3 separate regions of the Mus musculus genome follow, and regions 1 and 2 are each linked to region 3. A link is a loop called in an ENCODE intact Hi-C map of the cell type or tissue named here. Cell type or tissue: heart. All regions are shown on one strand. Each heading gives the region's core, and the rest is flanking DNA. Links, peaks and the distances in the headings are about the cores only.

Region 1 (2,500 bases), core at 1-2,500, 170 kb before region 3:
TGCCTTTGCCTACAAGTAAACTCTGACAGCCAAATTTTAGGGCATCTATGGATGCTCAAAGACAATCCAGAGTAAGACCCCCTCACTGCGGTACGTATTACTTTCGCATGGGTACACAGAATTGCAGTATCATCCCAACAGCATTCCAGCCCCACAAACAAGCCATCAGCTCTCCTGTGGGCAGTCTGATTATTCATGCAGATGTCTAAAATATTCATCAGCAGGGTCACTGGGCACACAGTGGAGATGGACAGACAATGAGTACAGTAGTTAGCATACAGGCTCACAGTCATTTCATCTGAGTGCAGCTGTCCCGACGCACAACTGTTTGAAAAGAACAGGTTATTTTGAAAACAATCAGCTGAATTGAGTCAAAAAACAAAAAAAAAAAAAACAAAAAAAAAAAAAAAAAAAAAAAACAAAACCAAACTGGCCAGTAGGCCTTCATTCTAACTGAATGGAAATGCAGTGAGGTTCCTTCCTCTTCACGTAGCTCAGTGATGCAAACACAGACATGCAGAAGCTGGTCCACAGCATTGGAGCTCATTACTCATGAGCCTGCTCCGTGCAGCTGCATCCTATTCCTCACAGCTTGGCTTAGCCGTGTTTGTCTGTATGTCCTTCTACAGGTCTGTGCTCCCACACCGCGTGTGTCAGTTCTCAAGGAAGAAGGAGGGGAGCCAGGTGATAGTGTGACAGAACTTGCACAGGCATGGGCTCTAAGGGCAATACATTGGAGGCTCTTTCCCTAGAGACTGGCCCTAAAACCCACATCCAAAAGCACTGACTGTCAGGAAAGGTTGGAGCAATACCAATGACTGACCATGCCAATCACAGGTGACAGAACACCACACTTCTCGGTGTGTCAGAGAGTCAGAGTACCAACACAGACTAGGAACTCTGTACTACTAAACGGACATAAGAAAGGAACACTGGCCTGTAAGTGTGAACCTTTTAAAATAAGCATTTCATTAACTGTTTTTACTTGCATTCTGAAGATTAATATTTCGGTACGTAATATTCTAAGACAGATTCCTTTGGACATCTGAGTTGATGTCTTTTTCCCTTGATAAATTTCCAACAAGAAGTTTCAGAAATCATCCAAGACTTCCAGCTGTGCTTTTCAAAAAGCACCTGTACTTCCCTATTCTGTCAGCAGATGGCACTCTCACGCACTGGCAGGCCAGAACAATCATAAATCTAACAGGACTACATTAGAGGTGTGGCTTGCACATCTTGGGGGTCAGAGTCATTTTTAAATTTAAAGTTAATTGAGGGCCTCAAAGAAATTTGTTTACTTGGGCTATGCATATAGACTGTCATCACATTAGAAATCAAAACAAGAAATTGATTCTTACTAATCCAATTAAGATATAACAAATCCATTACATGCTATCAAAGACATTTTAGCACAAACAGCTACATTTTCCAAGGGATGAGATTAGGGAAAGGAAGTCTTGGCAAGTCTCTTAGTGTTTGGTTTACTAGAAGACACCTGGCTTCCCATGTTTGCCGTTTTAGCCTGTTGCCATGAGCTGTTTGTGTTCAGCAATATAAAAAGCACCAGCCTCACACAGCTATGTGGTTGGAACCGGGAAGAGGGCTTAGTAGTTCCTGGTGATGGTGATGGGTACTGATGCTAGACTGAAATCCGCAATTGTTGGCTTTATAATGGATAGTCAGGGTGTAGTACCTGAAGCCATGACAGGGAACTTTCCATGCGGTCACAGGGAAGTCAGTCAGCTGGCCACTGTTGCACCTCTGTCCATGAATTTTTTACCCACCTGTGAATTTTAGCATCATACTATAGTCATTTAGAAATCAGCCATTCACTGGGCTGCACAGTTCTTCTGGCATGTTCCATAACTCAGCATCATGGCATCACTATGGCCACCTCTCTCAGGAGAGTTGTCTCTACGTCTTAGAAAATCTATCAAGTGCGAAGTGGTGGGTGAAGCTTTTTAATAATTCTTATTTTCCATTCAAAGCTTGAATGTTGTTGCTGACAATACACATCGCCCATTATTCCCTAGAAACGACAGGCTCATTTTATTTTCCAAAAACATCTGCCTAACACCCATGCCTTAATAGCCAGGGTGGTTATCACTATTGAGAAACAGTGAATGATGTTCCATGGATTTCCGAGTTAGTTCCATTTACAACGCAAACACATCAGCGCTCCTTCCCAGATGACCAGGGAAGCCTTTGTGCCCCTCGACTTCATAAACTTCTAGAAACACACAGGCCAAGAGCTGATAGAAGTAATCACTCTCTTCTGGTTCATCGGGACATTCATTTGTACTGTGTGTGAAAAGCACAGGAATCTTGGGACAGTCTGGTGCCACTGAGATGACTCGGGTTAGTGACGTGTAAACTGCACCGCTGCTTCTGTACGGACACTGACACACTAGGAGTCTCAGGATCAGGTTGAGTTCATGGATTCTCTGAAAGGAGCATGGGTGCTCCAGGGTTGGATCACACTTGGACAGGTGTGCCTCAC
Region 2 (8,122 bases), core at 2,848-5,347, 110 kb after region 3:
AAAAATTAGTTTTGAGACAGATCATATACCCAAAGCCAGAGGTGAAATGTAGAGTCTTCTAGAGTAAGCATTTAGGAAGTCTTTATGACCAAGATGGGGTAGTGACATGTTAGGAGAGTGAAAACAATAAATACAAGATTAAAAAAAAATACAAACAGGGAGTAGGTTCATCAAAACAGGACACTTCTGCTCACCCAGAGACACAATTAAGAAAACAAATGAACGGGTCACAGTTAAGGAGAAAATATTGTTTGTTTGTTTGTTTTTTTTTAAAGAAAATCTGAAACCCAGTATATACATATAAATGGTGCCACTCAATGATGAAAAGATAGACAACATAATCAAAAAATATGTGGGCAAATGATTTCAATAGATACTTCTCTAGGGAATAGTTTATGAATAGTCAATAAGTACATAAAAAATGTTTCATGGTGTGATACTACTAAATTATCCATAAGAGTGACTCAAATAGTAGAGATGGCACAGGAGGGGACATGGTCATTCCTTGTGTATGTGTGAGTGTGCAGTGTGAGACGTATGCAGAAAGGTGTGCATGTATTTGTGTTCACATACATGTTGAGGCCAGAGGTTGATGTTGAATGTCTTCCTTAATCTCTTTCTACCTTATGTCCTGAGTCATGCTCTCTCACTGAACTTGGAGCTCCCCTGTTCAGCCATACTACCAGGCAGCAAGCATTAGCATGCGCCTGTCTCTGCCTCTCTTACGCAGAGATTACAGGGACATGCTGTGGGTGCTTCGGCACAGTGGAGCTAGACTTTAGCTTTGAGAGATTTGATCTTTTCTATCCCAGAGGTGTTGTTCTTTCTGTAATACTTTGGAAAGGAAGTGGAACAGCCTTCCTCTATCTCCCTTGGTTCAATCCAGATGACTTCACGGAGCCTTTCCTGATGTCTCGGAGAGACTTCCGGTTTGATTTTCATTAAATTAATGTGGCTGGCTGTGATCATGACTGGCCTTGCCACTGCAGTGTAAGCTCCTTACCTCAGGTCCTTATGCTCACACAGTAGGCACTTTACTGACTGAGTCACCTTCCCAGCCACGGCAACTGTAATTCTCATAGATCCCTGGTAACAGGACCCAAGCATATCATATTGCGTCTTTTGAAGAAAGGCCGGGTAGGTTTGTGAAAACTAAACACACACCTCGCCTGTGAACGTTCAATACACCTATTAGTAACATACCCAAAAGAAAGTGTATACTTACAAGGAATTTGTGGACAGTTCTTAGCAGCCTTATGGATTAGAACCCCAACCTGGAAATAGTCCAGGTGTCCCCCACAGGGGATTGGATAGAAACAGAGAAGCTCTACTCAGTATTTAAAAGCAATGAACTAGTGATCCATGCATCAATACAGGTGACTATCTCAAACAAAGATTATCTTCTGTACTATTCCATCTCCAGGAACTCGCATGGCAGGAAAATTTAATATATTCTGACAAAAATTACAACAGCAGTGGTCTGTGTTGACAAGAGTGGGGTTTGAGCAGGTGGTACTATGTTTTCTGGGGTGCTGGCCATCATCCATAGGGTTCACAGTTTACACAAGCGCGTGCATTCATTGAAATTCTTCGAATGATAACATTAAGATTTGTACACTTTGTGGCATATATGTCATACTTAAAAAGCCATGAACAAATATTGAACTCTAATGATATGTGTCTAAGGGTAAAGTGCACAGATGAATGCATTTCATCTTGAAATGAATCGAAAAGTGTGAGTGCCACAGAGTAAAATGAGGAGAAATGGCTCTGGAGGGAGACGTGCTGAAGGAAACACAGCACTGACCATACAGCCTGGGGCGTAGGTCTCTGCATGACCTCTCCACGTTCTCTCAACTTCTCTGCTGTGTTTGATTTTTTTTTTAACAATAAAATATTGGGAAAATAAACCCATTCATTAAATGGCTAATAATTTGCCAACCAACCAGCCAATCAATTACTAAGTGAGCTGATAGAGCATTCCCTAAATTTTACTTACTGGCTACTTCCTCTGTCATTATCGACAGACTTTTATAATAATTTACCTGAACTTAACTTGTATTAAGAACCTTTGGCCTACCCTGGTTTCATCCTGAGAAATGATGCTTATGAAATCATGTATGACATATAAATTATATTTAATGGTACAACAAATATTAATATAAATCAACTGATAATTGCTTGCTTGCATGCCATATGAATTATGTCACTTACCCTCACATATGCCCATATACACTTCAGAAAATCTGATCTCTGCTTTGTGCTGCATGTGTGGGGTGAGAGGTTCTTACAGATTATAGTGTGGCCTCTGGCTTCAAAGAGCATTAGGGACTGTCCCCTAAAGGTCCAACGGACAGAATGCACGCGCTGTGCAAGGGTCAGCAGAAGCTAGAGCAGGACCCAAGTGCCCGGGAAATGTCTGTAACCAGCCTCATTCCATAAAAAACAAAGACAAAAATCACAGGTGATACACGGGTCAACAGGCTCTCTCTATGCTCAGGACAAGCATAGAGAAGAAGAGACTCTTCAAAGCCTCAGGTGCTGGTCCTCCATTGGATAAGCAGCCTTGCTGTGTGTGAGCTTTGCAGAGAGGAAGGTAGACTCAGAAGCCATCCAATCACAGGCCTGTGGCCTCCTTCCCCACCTTCCACTCTACCAATTCTCCTCCTCTTGATTGTCAATTAAAATAAACAGCCTTGCATTCCACAGCCTGGTTTCAATCTATCTTGGCTGGGAGGATGCGGGCAGATTTGTGGCAGTGCCCGAAAGTCCTTGCTCAACCTTTTTAATATCTGAACAAAGCAATCAAACCCGATAAGATCTAGCAAAGGCAAGAACACTCTTCTATCCCCAGAATGGAAGCTGATTAGTCCATGGCCCACATCATCAGAGTTATTGTGCCATGTGAAATTTATTGGTGCTATCTCACCTCATTAAATACTTAAATAGACCTGACAGGACAGAAAAACGGGCTTTTTAGTTCCCCCGCACCCCATCCTCCAGGCAAAGGGGCTGGCATTTCCCATGTTCCAGTTCACCTCTGCTACAGCTGTTGGCAGGGAAATAGGAAAGCAGAGTGCTGCATGAGATGGAAGATTCTGGATGGCTGTGTGGACTCCAGAGATCCTCCAGCTCTGTCTTCAAGATCCCCACCTATGCACATCCCCGTGGGAACAGATAAAGAGCAAGACAGGGGACCATGGTGCTTCGTCTCTTTGCTGAGTTACCCAAGTCCGTCAGCCTAGTCAGAGGCTTGTCAGGCAGTGTGTGCATGTGGGGTGTGTGTGTGTGTGTGTGTGTGTGTGTGTGTGTGTGTGAATGTGTGTGTGTTGAGTGGGGGTAGGGTCAAGGGTGAATGAGCTGCAAAACAAAGAACTCTCAGACCCTCCTCCAGCCCCGGGCTTGTGTTCTTTATTTAGCAAATAGCCCTGGCATTGGCCATAGCTGGACCCAGGCCAAGGCCAGGATTTCCCTAGATTCTGAGCTAGAGAATTTGGCAGTCTGGCAACACTCTACAGAGAGCCACTAGCCTGAAGGTTTCAAACAAATTACAAATGATGAGCAGTGAGTGTCAACAAATGTGGATGTGTGTGTCATGTGGGCCTTGCCTCTCCCCCGCCCGCCCCCATGATGGGAAGTGTGTATGTGTGTGTGTGTGTGTGTGTTGCATTAATCCAGCACAGAAAATCAGGGACTGGAGAAACTTTGCAATCTACAAAATGTTCCAGAGAGGGTCGAGTGAAGAAATGAATGACTCTTCCTCATTTATCAAGCCAATTTTATCCTCAGCCAAGGAGATTTGGGACACAGTCTCTCTACATCCCCTTCCTCTCCTCAGATCTCCACCTGCTGTGAAGGTCTCTTTTCTCCAGCTGTTTCCCTCTTCCAGCCTAGGTCCTCGTTTGCACCTTGTTAATAACATGGGCAAGGGGCCAGGAAGCAGCTCCCGGGCGCCTTCCGTTCCTAATGTCCTAAATGGCCATGACACTGCGCTTAATTTCCGTTTTAGTGCAACTGCTGGCAGGACATCAGTGGGCTGAGACCTGGGTCCTGTGACAGGATCTTCAACAGCGACCATCAGCCTCCCTGTAATTAGATGCTGCTTGGAGTCTGCTGTCCTGTAGTGTGGGGAGCTCTGTGGACTTATGTAACTGTCCCTCTGTTCAGAGCACAAGGCTTTTTACAACCTCGGAGTCTCCCAGCGTTGAAACAGCTCTAATCCCCTGCCCACCCTGGGAGGGAAAGCAGGCCATGGCCAGATGGGTTATCTGTGTTATCGGTTTAGGATAGTGTGGGACATGTAAAACCCTGGGCTACTGCAGAAAACCATGATGGTTGATATTTACCAACTGGGGAGCTTTGCTTTTTATCTTTTCTGGAATGTTCCACGGTGGATTTTAGGAAATGAAATGGTCAGGAGACATTGACAGGGGTTTGGCTGCCTTCAATGCACATAAAAAGTGTTAAACAGGACACATGCTTGCAATCTCATCCACTCAGATAACTGAGTCAGGATGATCCCAAATTCACAGAAGGCATGACTGGGATACTGAGTGAGTTCAAGTCCAGCCTGGGCAATTCAGTAAGACCCAGTCTCAAAATAATGATGGTGGTGATGGTGATAATTATGATGATGATGACGACGACCATGATGACAAAGACGATGATGATGATGAAGACAACACGATGATGACTGGGTATATAGTTCCATGGTAGAACACTGACCTAGAATGTACAAGGTCCTGGGTTCAATCCTGTGCTACTGAATGGATAAATAATAATAATAATAAATAACATACAGTTTAAAAGTCAAGTAAAGAAATAAGGAGATGGCTCAGTGAGTAAAGAGCTCGCCATGCAAGAATGGAAACCTGAGTTTACCCTCAGATCCCACGTAAAGCCAAGCACAGCAGTGCGTGAGCCCAGGACTCATCAGGCATTCGGGAGGTAAAAGCAGGAGAATCCCTGGAAGGCTCAGACCAGCTAGTGTGGCATATGCCCAGTAAACACCAGCTACAGCCTGTCTTAAATAAGGTAGAGGTGAGGGCAGATACATCAGAGGTTGTGCTCTAAACCCACCATGTGCATGCCTGTATGCATACACCCCATCCCCCCAAAGATAAGCAAATGGTTGCCCTATAGTCACAACGAAGGAATGCCAATCATGGCAAGAACTTTCTTGAAACAGGAAGCCTATATGTGCAGTACCAAGAAGGTCCAGTTTGACTTGAACTGGATACGGGTTTGAGTGAGGGCAGGGAGGGTAGAACCGGTGATTTATACCGTCTTGATGATAGTGCATCTTCATCTAGAAGATATATCGTCAATTACTGATAATGGCTTCCTGCATGGCTTTAACTCAAGGGCAGGTTCAGTATGAGGCTGAGCTGTCGAGGGCCGTCAAAAGAGGGACAGTAGGGATGAAAGTTACTTTGGAGAGCATAGGACTGGACACTTCAAACCAGCCTTTCCCCACAGGGTTCAATGAGGGAGCAAATGCTAACTAAAACCCAAATTCATAATACTCTAGGGCAGACTGTATATCTTCAGAGAAGCCCAGTATCTTTCTTAATTCCTAGGTCCTGTTGGCTTTCATTCACAGCATATAGGTCGGAGGATTGAATGGGTATTTTCCTTCCCATCTTTCAGACCAACAAAAGAAATCCACTCCCATATGGACAACTGTGCACTGGCCACACTTCCTTCAGTAGTTCCTAGTTCAGGGATCTCAGCACATGGTTAGGGATCTGGGGATCACTGAAGGAGCTTGATAAACATGATCCCCAAGGGGCTGGAGAGATGGCTCTGCAGTTAAGAACACTGATTGCTCTTCCAGAGGTCCTGAGTTCAATTCCCAGCAACCATATGGTGACTCACAACCATCTATAACAGGGTCCGATGCACTCTTCTGGTGTGTGTCTGAAGACAGCTACGCTGCACTGATATAAATAAATAAATAAATAAATAAATAAATCTTAAAAAAATAGATTTCCACACCAATAGATATGTGGCCCAAAGTTTCAGGGGTGGGTAGGTGTTGTAACGGGCTCCCCTTGTTAAGGGAACAGGTGATTGGGAACCTCTGTCTCTGTTCTATTGTCAATCTTGCCTTCCCAGTTAGAGAAACTAACTCCTCACGGAGTTCTCCTCATCCCAGTGACCTCCCTTCCCATCCTGGAGTCTTCAGTCTTTTCAGGGTTGGAAGTGGTCTTAACAAAATCCAGGCTTTTTTGGTAACGTGATAGAAAGAACAAACTGCCCCCAAGGGTGGCAGTGGGTGGCAGGCTCTTCTTTGTAACTGCCTGCTTCCTTGGTGAGAATAGGTGAGGCAGAGGAATCCAGAACACTGCAGGTAGATTCCAGGACAGCCATCCTCCCAAAACACAGGGCCACTGCGAGAGGGGAACTCCAAGCTCCCTCCCTTTCTTGACATTCTGATAGTCCCCATCTGCAAGACACCATTTAAAGCTGCACATCACCCAATGTCAGGGAAAAGCAGAAAAGGACATCCTCTTAGGGTGTCAGCTCAGCCGAAATGTCATTTACAACAGAGCCTGTTACTATGTGCTTTTCATAGGCATCAGTATCTTCAGCCCCTCAGCTCTCTAACTCCTGCTCATCCCTCAGGCGATCAAAACAGGGTGTGGTGTGGATGTAGATTGCTCTCCATCCTCTGCAGTGTCAGAGCCTGAGCTCATCTGTTCTGTGCCGTTCAGAGTGGCTGGCGCTTCTTCTGTGGTTCACATACGGTTTTTTTTTTCTTTTTCTCTCTCTCTCTCTCCAGGCCAAGACAGTTTATTTTGGCTTCCTTCTCCATTCTTGAGTGTCTAATCTGCAGGTGGCTCTTCTCAATTTATAGAATATAAATTACTCTCTCACAAGCAAATGTTTCTTCCCTTCTTGCTCCTTCTGATCTCGCTGCCCTCAGCTCTGAATGTGGGGCACTGTCTCTCAATGGAGCCTTCTGTGTCCGAGTTCACAGCACTCCAAGGGATTAGCAAGAGTTAATTGACAAATCGCTGTTGTGTCTTTTAGGCCTGCTTCTCCAGTCCCAACGCTAGTGGAATTTATGAGTTATGTCCTGGGGAGAGGTCAAGGATGACTCTGCCATTTTGAGCCTTAAATAATAGAGTTGCTATTTGCAACTGACCAGCGATTGACATCTGCTATACATTCTTAACACATGGTCTTTGGGAGAAAAGCTCGAATGCCCAACATGATGGCTCTGGGCTCAATTTAAGAGGTATTGACTGATGGCTTTTATGTTGCTATTGTGGTTCAGGCAACTAGAGATGCAGGCACATGCAAACAAATCTGGACACAGGCTCCCCCCTCCACCCCCGATGTGTTCAGTAGAAGGGTGCCACCACCCTGTTACGAACGGCAGGTTGGAGAACAGTTGCACCTGAAACGTTGTGAAGCATTCAAAACACAATTGAAATGGCCTTTAAAAGCTATAATTTAAACTGTTAAATCTGTGGCTGGTTTAGGCTCCGATATACTGAGTCTGTTTTGAGTTCATTATATTAGAAACTGTTTCTATGAACAAGTCTGATGTGTGCACAAGGGACTCTATGGGGCAGGGATACTTTCCCATATTTTTATTAGCATATAGCTGGGTGAAGGACTTGGTAATGGTGAAGTCTATGGCGTGTGTGTGTGTGTGTGTGTGTGTGTGTGTGTGTGTGATTGTATGGGAGTTTGGGTGTATAAAGATACATCCGAGTATGAAGGATGTATGCATACATATGGAAGTCAGAGATCAATTTTGGGTGTTATTCCTCAGGAACCATTTACCTTGGTATGTATATATGTATGTATGTATGTATGTATGTATGTATGCATGCATGTTTGTATGTATGTATGTATTTATTATGTCTTTCATTGGCCTGAGGCTCACCAGTTTGGCTAGGCTAGCCTGCAAGCCCAGTGAATGCGTTGCCTGCACATTCCCAACACTGGGATCACGGATATGTGCTATGCATATCCCCATCCCCTGAATTTGTCCATTCTGGGGTCAAAAAAGATCCTTACTCTTGGGCAGTAAGCAGTTAATGAATTGAGCTATGAGCCAAGTATTGTGATTTCTTTTTTTGTTATAGGTTACTGACCTTGTCGGGTC
Region 3 (7,304 bases), core at 1-2,500:
AAGCTTCGGGGAATGGAGAATCGATCGGGGGGGCGAGCTGGAACGGAGGGGGCGAAAGCTTAGCCCAGGGACACAGGAGGACCTGCAAGTTCCAGGGACGAGAGCGAGTTTCGGAGGGTCCGGAAGGTTCGGGGCGCCTCCGAGGGCTCCCCTTCCCCCCACGCGCTAGCCCCCGGCCCCGAGCCCACTCCACTCAGCACCCCGCGCTACGCCAGGAAGAAGAGGTGTGGGTGCAGCCATCCCTGAGGGCGCCCATCCGCAGCCGGCGGATAGGAGAGAAGGGGCGCCGACCCCTCGGCCCCTTCCATCGCAGCCCCGACTTTCCTTGCCACGCTCCCGCCGCTTTGGATTTAGGAAGTGGGGGAAGGTTGTCATGGAAACGTCCCCCCTTCCATAGCTACGGCTCCTGGGGGTGCCCGGGGGGGTTTTCGGGACCAATCCGCGGGTGCCCACAACCTACCTGTGGGGATCAGTGCCGCGGCCGAAAGGAGCAACAGCAGGAGCCGGAGCCGGAGCCCTGGAGGCGCCGCCGCCGCCGCCACAGCCGCTGCCGCCGCACACTGGGATCCGCTCGGCAGCACAGCACTCGCCATGTCGGGCACCTGCCTCAGACTGGCGGCGGTGGCTGCCTCCCGAGCCCGAGCGGACAGCTAATGAGATGCTAATGAGATGCGCTGGAGGCGGAGTCAGGAGCGACCAATCGTGGCACCTCGAGCCCAACCCGGCTCTCCGAGAACTAGCCCCCTCCCCCACCCCGCCCCCTGGCGCTAGCGTTCGGCCGCGCGCCCGCGCCACCTAGGGGCGGGGCCGAGGGGCGGGGCCTATGCAAATATGTTTACGTTAAAATTCGGCCTCGCTTCCCCGAAGGAGGAGAACCTGTACTGGCCCGCGTCCGGCTCGGTGGCTGGGGAGGGGGTTGCGGCTTCAGGAGGCGGGTCTCTCGCTTTCGTGCACCTTTACTAGGAACCTTTACGCCACTCGCCGCGGCGGACTCCTGGTCGGAGAGTCTGACCGCGAGATTCCTGGGCCGGGGCACTGCGTGGGCATCGGCCTATCGAAGTCATACGTTACAAAATTTCCTTTCCCTCACCTTGCACGAAGGAATAAGATCTTTGGGAAACCCGGGAGTGGAGAGTGCGAATGCAGGTCCCCGGATTGACAAAACAATCTGAGAGAAGTGCATGCGTGCTTTGCACGTCCGGCGGAGCAGGAGAGCCCGCTCAACAGCCTAGCGGCAGACTAGGGGATAGTTGGAAGACTGAAGCTGTGGAGTCGGGGTTCTGGGATTTTCAAGTGGATGTTTGGCTGTAGATTCTGGGGAAAGGTAAATCAAGGTGGGTGTGCTCAGGCTTCCCAGCTTGTTGGAAGTGTCCTTCCCATGTTTAGTAGATTATAGCATATAAGTAATATGGAATATTTAAGATTACACGCACACAAAAGCAAAAAAAAAAAAAATCTACCGGTCAGGGTCGTGGGGAAGGGAATGTAGGGAACCGAGGCAGTGATAGAGTCAGTCGAGTTCCTCTTCCAGGGCTCGGTTCAATTCCCTTCTCTCCTATGCTTCCAGTCCTTTCTAAGGCATCTAGAGACCAACAGGTCCTCACTTTAGTTGTGTCTCAGAGAGGTTCTCCCGCTGACGGGACTTGCATGCATCTCTGGACACACTTCCTCCCTCCCCGAAATTATCTTTGATTTCTTTTCAACAAGGCAGCCGGCTCTCTTGTTTGTCTGCCTTTTAATTACTTATTTTCTTTCCCTCTAGAAGACCGTGTGTGCTCTGACCCTCTGTTGCTCAAGCATCAAATTGAAGGACGAGCCGTATTAAGTGTAAAGGTTTATAATAATTTAAGTATTCATAGAATGCAGAACAATAAGATGTAGGAAATACAATTTGCATAATAAATATCAATATCACAACAGCTAAAACAAACCATGACAAATTATATGTGGCTAAATGACCAAGAGATTACTGAATGTAAATTGCTGAATCTGAACTATAGTCTAGAAGAGCTGTACCAAGCCCTCTGTCCTCATGTTGCAAATAAATTAAAAATAAATAAATAAATATCAAAAGGAAGTTAAGATCGGCCAACCCATCAAATGAGTTACACATTAAAGCAGCCTCATATTATCCATTATGCATAAACTAATTTTCGAAACTGCCCTGTCTCCACATCCCTGGATCTTCTGCTCTGTAATTACAGGCCCCAATGCACGAACTGCAAGCAGTCCTCCAGAAGTGGAGAAAGCTCCAGTAGGCAAATCACAGTATACGAGGCAGAAAACCAACACCATGTGACCGCCAGGATAATGCCCAGTCTGCAAAAGCCAGAAGTGAAACTACCTAGATTAGACGTGATACAAAGCAGATTTCTACCAAAATCAGAATGAAAAACTCAGAGACTGTTTATTCTGACAACAGGACAGGACGGACTGCAAAGTCAGATCCTATATGTCAGCCACAACAGTACAGAGCCGGACACTCAACAATATTCACTATTCTTTATAGTACTGCTACTATAAAGACCTTGAGCTGATATCAAGTTTATAGTTAACAAAGGACTATTGTGACCTTGAGTTCTTATCAAGAAATTCTTGTGCACAATCTTCTTTAGTCTCTGAAACTACCTTCAAAATTGATACTATTTATTTTCCCCATTTTTTTAAATATAGCATGGTTAGAAAAATTAAGCACCAGCCTTTTAAAAAAAATCACAATTTCTAATTGCAGACAGAGAGGCAGAGCCTTCACAACTAACCACGATGCTGCACTGTGCCTCAATAAATATGTGTTAAGTGAAGGAATACATTTCACATCATGATGCATGAATAATAAGCAAAGGAGAGCTGTATTTTTAACATAAGGTGAAAATATGCCAGCAACCCAGAAACGTTTTTTGAAAATAACAGGATTGCAGCAGACTCCTAAGGAAAAGCATTGCTCCTGAGGCTGAGGCTCCAAGAGAATCTAGCCAGGCCCGAGTCCTCCCACTCTCAGCACGCAGTATGGGGGACATTGGAAGATGTGGAGTGTTTTCGTCTCCCTTCATTCTCTTGGCACATCAAATGAACACCTACTCAAATTTCCAGTTGGCAAAGAACAACATGGGACATTTCTATAGGAAATGCCAATGCTGTGTGGCTTACCTCACTGGAAGAATGCAAACGCCTTTAAAAATTTCCTCAGAAATGCCACCTGCCATGGAGAAGTTGAGGAAGTTAGCCCATCCAGTTTTACCAGGTATGGAAACTGAGGACTGATAGCCTCTTCTTCCACACCAGGATCTTCCTGAGAACCAGAGGTGAGACTCCTGGACAGAGCAAGCTGTTGTTCCTCTATCCCCTAACCGTACTCCCCTTCCACCCCCTCCCCACTTTCACACCAAAGATGTCACCAAGCATTTTAACATATGGAACATGTGAGGAGCGCATCAAATTCCCACAGCCGCTAAGTACAAGTTATGACTAGCCTGGCTTTCTCATAGTAAAGCGCGTCATTTTCTGCTCCGCGGACTAGAACTCATCGCCAGGAACAACTTCCAGCATTTTCCCCTCGCTACATGGATTGAACCAATTTTAAAAACCAGATGGTGTTTTTGCCATTTATAACTGATAATCAATTGTTTTGTGAATTTAATTTTTTTTTCAAGAAAGAACTGAAATACTTATCAGAATTACAATCTGGGCACAACTTGTGTTAGAGCGAAGTGCCAGAAGTACCAAAGCCCTAGTCTCTCTCTCTCTCTCTCTCTCTCTCTCTCTCTGTGTGTGTGTGTGTGTGTGTGTGTGTGTGTGTGTGTGTGTGTGTGTGTGGGTGTGTGTGTGAGTGGGTGGGTGTGTTGGTGGGTGGGTGGGTATGGGGGAGGTGTGTGTTTTCTTTTCTTTCTCTCTCTTTTAATGAGAAACCAGAGAGAAGAGAGAGAGAATATTGTTTGCTATCACCAAAACAGTTGAGAAATGTGGATAAACATATATAAAAAATAAGCATTAAAGGAGACTCATGTTTGTGGAAATATATCAGAGATAATTAATGGCAACTAGTAACATTTTGCCTCTTAAAATGCTAATTATTTTAATACCCATGTATAAGAGCAACTCAGACAAATTATTAAGAAAAGGAAAACAGTAGTTGGAGTCACCATTTGCCCAGCTACTGGATTGTTTAAATATTCATAGAAAAGTGTTTTAATCCATGTTACAGATTGTGACCTCTAATGCTCGAGAGCACGCACAAACACATACACACACACACACTTCCTACAGTGAAACTCAAAGCCCCAGCACAATACTATTTGGTGACGGGCCCTTTGAGAGGTAATTAAGTTTAGTTGAGAACATAAGGCTAAGGCATCCATGGTGTTGTTAAAGCCTGCTAAGAAGAAAGAGACAACAGAGTTCTATGAGCATACACCAAGGGGATGTGGTACACTCCCAGTGACAGGTTGGCCTGGCAAATCAAGAAGAGGATGCTCACTAGAGTAGAGCGATTCTTGCATCATGACTTAGACTTAAAACTTCTAAACCAGTGGTTCTCAACCTATGGGTTGTGACCCCCTTGCAAGAGGGGAGGTGGTCAAGTGGCATAGGAGTCACCTAAGACCACTGAAAAAACAGAGATATTTACATTACAGTTCACAACAGTACCAAAATTATAGCTATGAAGTAGCAATAAATGTAATTTTATGGTTCCATATTCCAGATATGTAGCATTAGGAAGGATGAGAACTGGTCTAGACTTTAAGAATGGAAGGAAAATAAGTTTGTGTTGTTTCAAGCTCTAGCTTCTTAAATTATGGTTTATGGCCCATCATGGAGTTATGTAGATGTCATTTTAAAAACTGGCCACAGTGAGTTTTTTAAACATGCAACAATCAAAAAGTAACTCAAGACCCAAATGTGATGAATTTGAGGTGTTTCTGACAGCTCTTACTGTTGTTGCCCTGTGCGACGTCACTGCAACCTTGGCTCTGACACACAACACATACACTGTGCAATGTCAGCAAACCCTGCCAGGAACACCTGAGGTCAAGTTCAAAACCACCACAAGCCACAACTTACAGGGCATTGCTTTTTTGCGCTAACAGAAGCATGATGGTTTAAGTATGAGAAACAAAGACCGTTTACATTTTCCTACAGTCATTCCTCAGCATGTCTTGAATTAATACATCCTTGGATTGTCCTGGGTTACAATGTTTGTGTTTAAAAATTACTGTTTGAATTGATGACTTAAAATTTTATCTTAAGTGCTCGCTTCAGCAGCACATATACTAAAATTGGAACGATACAGAGAAGATTAGCATGGCCCCTGTGCAAGGATGACACGCAAATTCATGAAGTGTTCCATATTTTTGCAAACTTTATGTGCCCCAGTACAGGGGAACGCCAAGGCCAAGAAGTGGGAGTGGGTGGGTAGGGGAGCAGGGCGGAGAGAGGGAATAGGGGACTTTCAGGATAGCATTTGAAATGTAAATGAAGAAAATATCTAATAAAAAATTGAAAAAAAATTATCTTAAAATCATCCAAATAATTTGAAAATCGAGCAGGATTTAAAATAGTTTACAAAGTAGCCCTAGACATACTTCTGCCATTTTATGCTACATTTCTTTACAAACCAGGATTCTCTGTTTTGACAATTATTTGTTGGCACTATCAATCCACTCAGAAAAGTATTGAATCCTGTGTCCTCCAATATCAAATATTCAGCTAAGGTCCAAGTTTTTACGTAAATATGAATAAGCACACCCATCTCTTATGCAAGTTAGTGTCCATCTTTAACAAGTGGTAACACGGTATGAACAACAAACAAGTATTTTTTAAATTTTTATTTATGCTTTTTGTTGATAAACATTTCATTTCTTTACATGTTCTGTATATTTCTATACCTAGGGCTGCATAGAAATTTCTTGGGCAAATAGAAATGGCAAGCAGAAAACATTTTCTTTTTTCTTTTCTTTTTTTTTTTTTTTTAAGATTTATTTATTTATTGCAGCCGGGCGTGGTGGCGCAAGCCTTTAATCCCAGCACTCGGTAGGCAGAAGCAGGCGAATTTCTGAGTTCGAGGACAGCCTGGTCTACAAAGTGAGTTCTAGGACAGCCAGGGCTACACAGAGAAACCCTGTTTCGAAAAACCAAAAAAAAAAAAAAAAAAAAAGATTTATTTATTTATTATATGTAAATACACTGTAGTTGTCTTCAGACACACCAGAAGAGGGCGCCAGATCTCGTTACAGATGGTTGTGAGCCACCATGTGGTTGCTGGGATTTGAACTTGAGACCTTTGGAAGAGCAGTCAGTGCTCTTAACCGCTGAGTCATCTCACCAACCCCAGCAGAAAACATTTTAGAAGTCCTGGTCTAAGCCATGTAGCTTCTAGTATTTTGTCTTAGCTGTCCAGGTACACTAGAACAATCTGACACCTTATCAGAGGTATATTGAAGTATCCTTAATGCCACCTTCTTACAGTAAAGTCTTTGACAGATGAATGTAAGTTAGCAGCAAACTGGACGAGATAAACCCCTTGGCCCTACGGCTTCCATAGTCTCAGATTAAGACTAAGCACTAAACAGCTTGTTTCTGTGAGGATGAGTCTATGAATCTTTATGAAACCCAAAGCCAGTTAAATCCATATTCCTAAATGAGTAATTTAACGCTTTACTCAAAAGTTTATTCTTCTAGAATCAGAGTTGACAATAATCTCTTGAATATCAAGAGTTGAATACCAGCTGGCAAGAAAAAAAGCTAGTAATGGAGTAGGTTTCAGGAAAATACACATAAATGGGTGAAGGAGCAGCCTCAGCTCCTCCAGAAGGAAAATTTACCACTGCCACTCAAGACATAGTTAGCTCCACTCAACACTGCGGGCATACACCCAGGTTTCAGTGTCAGATCCAAATACACACCAAGCAAAGTAGGAACACTCAGAGTGTCTCTGTGAAACAGTCCCTTACACTTTGGAAATATAAGTTAATGAAAAATATATCTAGGATTCAGTAATCGCAGCTCAGTAGGGAAAACAGATGCACAACTATTAACGTATACTTATTTTTATAATTCGGATACTCAGCTCTACCAAGACAGAAAAGAAAGGCCTTAACATATTCAGAAACCAAGCACGAATGCCTGCCTATTAACAGAACATCCTAATAAGAGAAGGGTCTTTTGCTGAATCTTGAAAACCATGACCCCACACATTGGACTAAAACTGAAATCTGTTGGGGTAAAAGGAAGGCATGGTTAGAGACAAGGGTCCTTGCTAAGTTTCAAAAGCCTCAGAGAATACAATATGTACTTAGAAAATTAACAAA

What was found. Peaks named below come from ENCODE experiments on the same cell type or tissue, not always from the same donor. Only the 100,000 strongest peaks of a DNase experiment are listed, where the experiment ranks them.
Region 1: it touches region 3 in a loop (5-fold over the local background); 22 of 42 quality-filtered maps call a loop at or near these places.
Region 2: it touches region 3 in a loop (2.7-fold over the local background); 5 of 42 quality-filtered maps call a loop at or near these places.

Annotation. Positions count from the first base shown.
Region 1 is chr9:47,697,925-47,700,424 of GRCm38, reverse strand. All of the region lies in intron 1 of Cadm1 (cell adhesion molecule 1), which reads right to left. Among named protein-coding and RNA genes, the nearest start is that of Gm10677, 120 kb to the left of the region's middle. In heart, for the core only: no CTCF peak of the experiment used is centred there; no DNase peak of the experiment used is centred there.
Region 2 is chr9:47,418,265-47,426,386 of GRCm38, reverse strand. No RefSeq gene overlaps it. Among named protein-coding and RNA genes, the nearest start is that of Gm31816, 54 kb to the right of the region's middle. In heart, for the core only: no CTCF peak of the experiment used is centred there; DNase peaks (open chromatin) are centred at 3,446 and 3,916; H3K27ac peaks cover 220 bases; H3K27me3 peaks cover 1,238 bases.
Region 3 is chr9:47,523,662-47,530,965 of GRCm38, reverse strand. Cadm1 (cell adhesion molecule 1) reads right to left here and starts at 614. Exons shown (of 11, transcript NM_207675.2): 1 at 461-614. The coding sequence starts at 593. It overlaps Gm22286 (a small nuclear RNA gene), which reads left to right and starts at 5,244; the gene lies at 5,244-5,350. In heart, for the core only: CTCF peaks have their summits at 749 (motif pointing left) and 1,241; a DNase peak (open chromatin) is centred at 685; H3K4me3 peaks cover 1,832 bases; H3K27ac peaks cover 1,764 bases; H3K27me3 peaks cover 247 bases.